2 separate regions of the Homo sapiens genome follow, and region 2 is linked to region 1. The links are chromatin loops, found by intact Hi-C in ENCODE. Cell type or tissue: CD14-positive monocyte. All regions are shown on one strand.

What was found. Hi-C counts contacts between places; a loop is a spot of excess contacts. Peaks named below come from ENCODE experiments on the same cell type or tissue, not always from the same donor. Only the 100,000 strongest peaks of a DNase experiment are listed, where the experiment ranks them.
Region 2: it touches region 1 in a loop (10-fold over the local background); 104 of 110 quality-filtered maps call a loop at or near these places.

The regions. Positions count from the first base shown.
Region 1 is chr5:154,649,420-154,651,919 of GRCh38, reverse strand. No RefSeq gene overlaps it. Among named protein-coding and RNA genes, the nearest start is that of MIR1303, 35 kb to the left of the region's middle. In CD14-positive monocyte, CTCF peaks have their summits at 1,330 and 1,534 (motif pointing left); a DNase peak (open chromatin) is centred at 1,549.
Region 2 is chr5:154,810,834-154,813,333 of GRCh38, reverse strand. LARP1 (La ribonucleoprotein 1, translational regulator) reads right to left here. Exons shown (of 19, transcript NM_033551.3): 17 at 1,978-2,087; 18 at 1,694-1,821. Among named protein-coding and RNA genes, the nearest start is that of MIR378H, 17 kb to the left of the region's middle. In CD14-positive monocyte, CTCF peaks have their summits at 1,054 and 1,260 (motif pointing right); DNase peaks (open chromatin) are centred at 873 and 1,273; H3K27ac peaks cover 2,375 bases.

The sequences.
Region 1 (2,500 bases):
TTTTAAGGTAGCTTAGTCTATTACTAAATTGTTTACTAAAACTTTTTTCATATTATTAATAAATTAGCAAAAAAAAAAAAATAATAAACATTGATAACCTCCAGGGTTGGCCAAGCCATGAGGAAACAGGCTCTGTCCGGCACCATGGGTGGGATGAAAATGGGCACAACCCACCTGTGAGTGACCAGCATCTTTACCAACCCCAGCTACACACACCCCACAACCCAGGGGTCACACGCCTGGGAGTCTACTGACAGAAACACCATCACAGTGACATCTGTTTGTGGATATTTCTGGAACATTTTTCTTTGTTTTTTGGTAAAAGCAAAAAATTAGAAGTAATTCAGATGACTAGCCACAGAGGGTTTATTACCTAGACATTTTGTGATCCACCCACACTATAGAATACTGTACAGATGCCAAAAAGAATGGATTCCTTGGAAATGTTTCTAAGATTCACTGGCAGGTGAAAGAAGAAAATTAAAGAATAAAATGGGCCAGGCGCGGTGGCTCACGCCTGTAATCCCAGCACTTCGGGAGGCCGAGGCAGGTGGATCACTTGAGGTCAGGAGTTTGAGACCAGCCTGGCCAACATGGTGAAGCCCCGTCTCTACGAAAAAATACAAAAATTAGCTGGGTGTGGTAGCTCGCCTGTAATTCCAGCTACTCGGGAGGCTGAGGCGCGAGAATCGCCGCTTGAACCTGGGAGATGGAGGTTGCAGAGATGGCGCCATTGCACTCCAGCCTGGGCAACAGAGTGAGACTCTGTCTCAAAAAAAAAAAAAAAAAAAAAAAAAAGAATAATATGTATGATCAGAATTCTAAAAACACACACAAACAAAATTACTCCCATTACTCCCCTTTTCTCTAAAAATATCTATACAGCAACTCAGGTATATTGGCATAGAAAACTTTTAGAAGTATTCATACCACACGTTTAACTTAATTCATGTCATTTTCTAGCTGTGTGGCCCTTAGGAAGTCATACCTCTCAGCCCCAGTCTCCGCCTTTGTAAACTGGTAATAGCAAATCTCACATATGGTTGTGACGAGAATATAACTAGTTCTTGTAAATCACTTGGCACATAAATACTTAGTAAAAGAACGCAGGAGGCCGGGTGTGGTGGCTCACGCCTGTAATCCCAGCACTTTGGGAGGCCGAGGCAGGCGGATCACCTGAGGTCGGAGGTTTGAGTTCAAGACCAACCTGGCCAACATGGAGGAACACTGTCTCCACTAAAACTACAAAAAAAAAAAAAAAAAAAAAAATTAGCCGGGCTTGGTGGCGCATGCCTGTAATCCCAGCTTTTCGGGAGGCTGAGGCAGGAGAATCGCTTGAACCCGGGGGGCGTTAAGTTGTGGTGAGACGAGATGGCGCCATTGCACTCCAGCCTGGGCAACAAGAGTGAAATTTCGTCTCAAAAATAAAAAGTAAAAATAAAAAATAATGCAGGAATACAATTTCATCTAAATAAGCAAATTAATTTTTAGGAATACATTTTCAGCTAAGCGCAAAGGCTGGCTCGTCTGCCTGTCTTTGCTGCCACCTAGTGGTAACAGGTAGGAAAGCGCATATTGGAAGGCTTGCTTTTTTTTCTTTATTTATGACACAATTTATTCAAGGCCTACAATGTATCCGGCACACACCACGCCTGTACCTTCTCAGTTTTCTTATCTGAAGAATGGGGGTAATAAATGAACTGACCCCATAAGTTTGTGAGGATAAAATGCAATAATGCATGTAAAGCATTTAACATTGGCTGTAACACAAAAGAATGCTCTAGAAATGGTAATTATTGGTGTTTACACATGCATAATTTAATTTAGGAAATCAGTATTATACCCATTTTTCTGTGTGAGAAATTTGAGGCTCAGAGAAATCAAAGTAACTTGCCTAAGGCTACTGAGCTAACTAGAGGAGGGTCTGAGATTAGAATCTAGGTCTGGGCAACACAGCCAGAGAAAAAGAAAAAAGAAAAAAATACAAAAAAGAAAAAAATAGCCGTGTGTGGTGGTGCACATCTGTAGTCCCAGCTACTTGGGAGGCTGAGGTGGGAGGACCGCTCGAGCCCAGGAGGTTGAGGCTGCTCTAAGCCGAGATTTTGTCACTGCACTTCAACCTAGGCGCAGAGCAAGATCTCATCTCAAAACAAACAAACAAAAAGGAATCTAGGTCTGTCCTGGGGCTGCCTCATCACCCTTAAGATACCATCTCACATGACCTCCTGAAAAGGAGTTGGTTTTTGGATTCCACAGACCAAGAGCATTTAAAAATACCCAGATGTATTGGTTATCTATTGCTGCATAATGAATTACCCTAAAACCCAGTGGGCACAGATTCACTGGCTCCTCCACTGCAGGTATCTCACAGGTGCTATTCAGGGTGTTGGCCACACAGGGTGGGGTCAGGGCACACTTGTTACATGTGAGTGCCTCCTGAAATTTTACATGCTGCGCCTTAAGGTTCCTTAAGTAGCCTTAAGGTTCAACTGGGGAACCA
Region 2 (2,500 bases), 160 kb before region 1:
CCCGAAGACAGACGTTTCCTTCCCATTTTGGGAACCAAAACTGAGTCCTTGTTCCACCCTAATAGGTCTACTTATCACAAAGGTTCTCTGTGACTTGTACCCTGCTCCCCTCCCTTCTCCTCCTCAAGGGTGGAAATGCTTAAGAATAAAAGAAAACAGATTTGTGTTTATATTGAGAGACCTGAGTGGCTCTGCCATTATGTCACTGGATGGCCACGAACCTCAGTTAACCTAATAAGTCCTGTCTGCGTCACCACATAAGGGTTAAATAAGGTCAATGTAAAGTACCTGGCACATAATAAACACTTAATAAATGGCAGTTTTAAAATAATAAATGTGATGATTTGGCTGTGTCTCCACCCAAATCTCGATCTTGAATTGTAGTTCCCATAATCCCCACATGTCGCGGGAGGGACCAGGTGGAGATAATTGCATCATGGGGGCAGTTTCCCCCATCTTGTTCTCGTGATAGTGAGTGAGTTCTCACAAGATCTGACGGTCTTATAAGGGGCTTTTGGGCCGGGCGCGGTGGCTCATGCCTGTACTCCCAGCACTTTGGGAGGCCAAGCAGGTGGATCACAAGGTCAGGAGTTTGAGACCTGCCTGGCCAACATGGTGAAACCCCATCTCTACTAAAAATACAAAAATTAGCCAGGCGTGGTGGTGCGCACCTATAATCTCAGCTACTCAGGAGGCTAATGCAGGAGAATCACTTAAACCCGGGAGGCGGAGGTTGCAGTGAGCCAAGATCGTGCCACTGCACTCTAGCCTGGGTGACAGAGCAAGACTCTGTCTCCAAAAAAAAAAAGGGGGGGTGGGGGGGGGGGGCTTTTACTTCCCTTCACTCTGCACTTCTCCTTGCTGCCACCATGTGAAGAAGGATGTATTTGCTTCCCCTTCTGCCAAGATTTTAAGTTTCCTGAGGCCTCCCTGGCCATGCAGAACTGTGAGTCAATTAAACCTCTTTCCTTTATAAATTACCCAGTCTCAGGTATGTCTTTATTAGCAGAGTGAGAAGAGACTAATACAAAATGTTAAGGGCTAGTCTAATTGTCATTTACTTGCATTTGCCTTTTTGCTAAAAGGTTTGAAGGGAATAAGACAAAGAGACATCTCTACTACATTATAAACTCTCAGAAGGAAAAACTGAGCCTCTTTCCCTTATCTCTAAAGCACCGAGCACAGAGACATCCAATCAGTATCTGCTGAATCAATTAAATCACTCCAACTTCCCTTGATATACCCAGCAGTAATAACCCAGCCCTGCCACTGGATGTCACCGTTGAGGCGCTGCTCCAAGAACATAAGAGACCTGGGCATTAATTTATAAACTGGGGTTGGAATTGGCTTTTTCCAGAAAGAACAAATGTGTGTATCTTGGATACCCATCCTGATCAACTAGTAGTGGCTAACTTGGGCACAGTAGCAAGGAGGATGGTGAGATAGGAGAGAAAGAGCATTATGATGGTACCACAGAAAGGGTAAGCAGGAGCAACCATACAACTATCTCCAACTAGCCTTCATTGGCCACTCACTCTCCATTTTAAAGGTGAAAAAGCAAAGCCCAAATTGTGGGGAGCAGGGAGAGGGGTTCCTGGGCTAGGGGCACAGCTGGACCAGAATCCAAGTATCCTGATTCCTGGTCCAGTTTTCTTTCCAGGACAAGCAGAGTTAGAGAAAGAGTTTCACTTACATCTACTCGGAAGTCTTCAAGACGTCGGAATTTGCCGAGGTATTCTTGCAGTTTGGGGTCAATGTCCAAATTTTTGGCTTTGGAATATTTCAAGAAGGCCCAGAACTTCTCCAGCCCATACAGTTGGCCTGTAGGGAGAGGTACAGAAAAGCTGAGCTGGTGAGGATAAAGAAGCTCAGAGGAGAGAGGGAGGTGTTGTGTAATACACAGAAAGACCCAGGTCCAACTGGGGAAGAGGAGGCCTACATGACCAGGCCTCACTCAGATCCAACTCTGGCTCTTACCAGCTTCATAGTCCTTCACCGTTTCCTCCTGAAAATCCTTGAATATGTCCAGCCGGAACTTCTTTTCCAGGCCATAACTGTAGTATCGAAAAAGGCACTCCAAACCATATCTGTAGAACACAAGTCAGTGAAATCAGGGCAGTTTCTTCATCTGTAAAACGGGAAATGTGCCTGCATAACAGAGGAACTATGAAACAGTTTAAACTACATGTTATTTCTGTATTGAAAAAACAGCATACACGCTTTTAGAATGCTAGTCTAAGTGGGTCCAGCATAAAATGTTCAGAGATTTCCTGCAGTCAAGGAACTCTGTCCCCCTGCCACAGACATTTGTTTACTCCTATTCTTTTATGAAGTATCTATGGTTGCTTTCTGCTACAATAACAGAGTGAACGGAGTTGAGTAATTACGACAAACACCTTATGGCCAACAAAGCCTAAAGTATTTACTGACTCTTTCTAGAAAAAGTTGGCCAATCCCTGGTATAACTCTGCAAAGCCATTTGACCATGCCAATTAGTAGG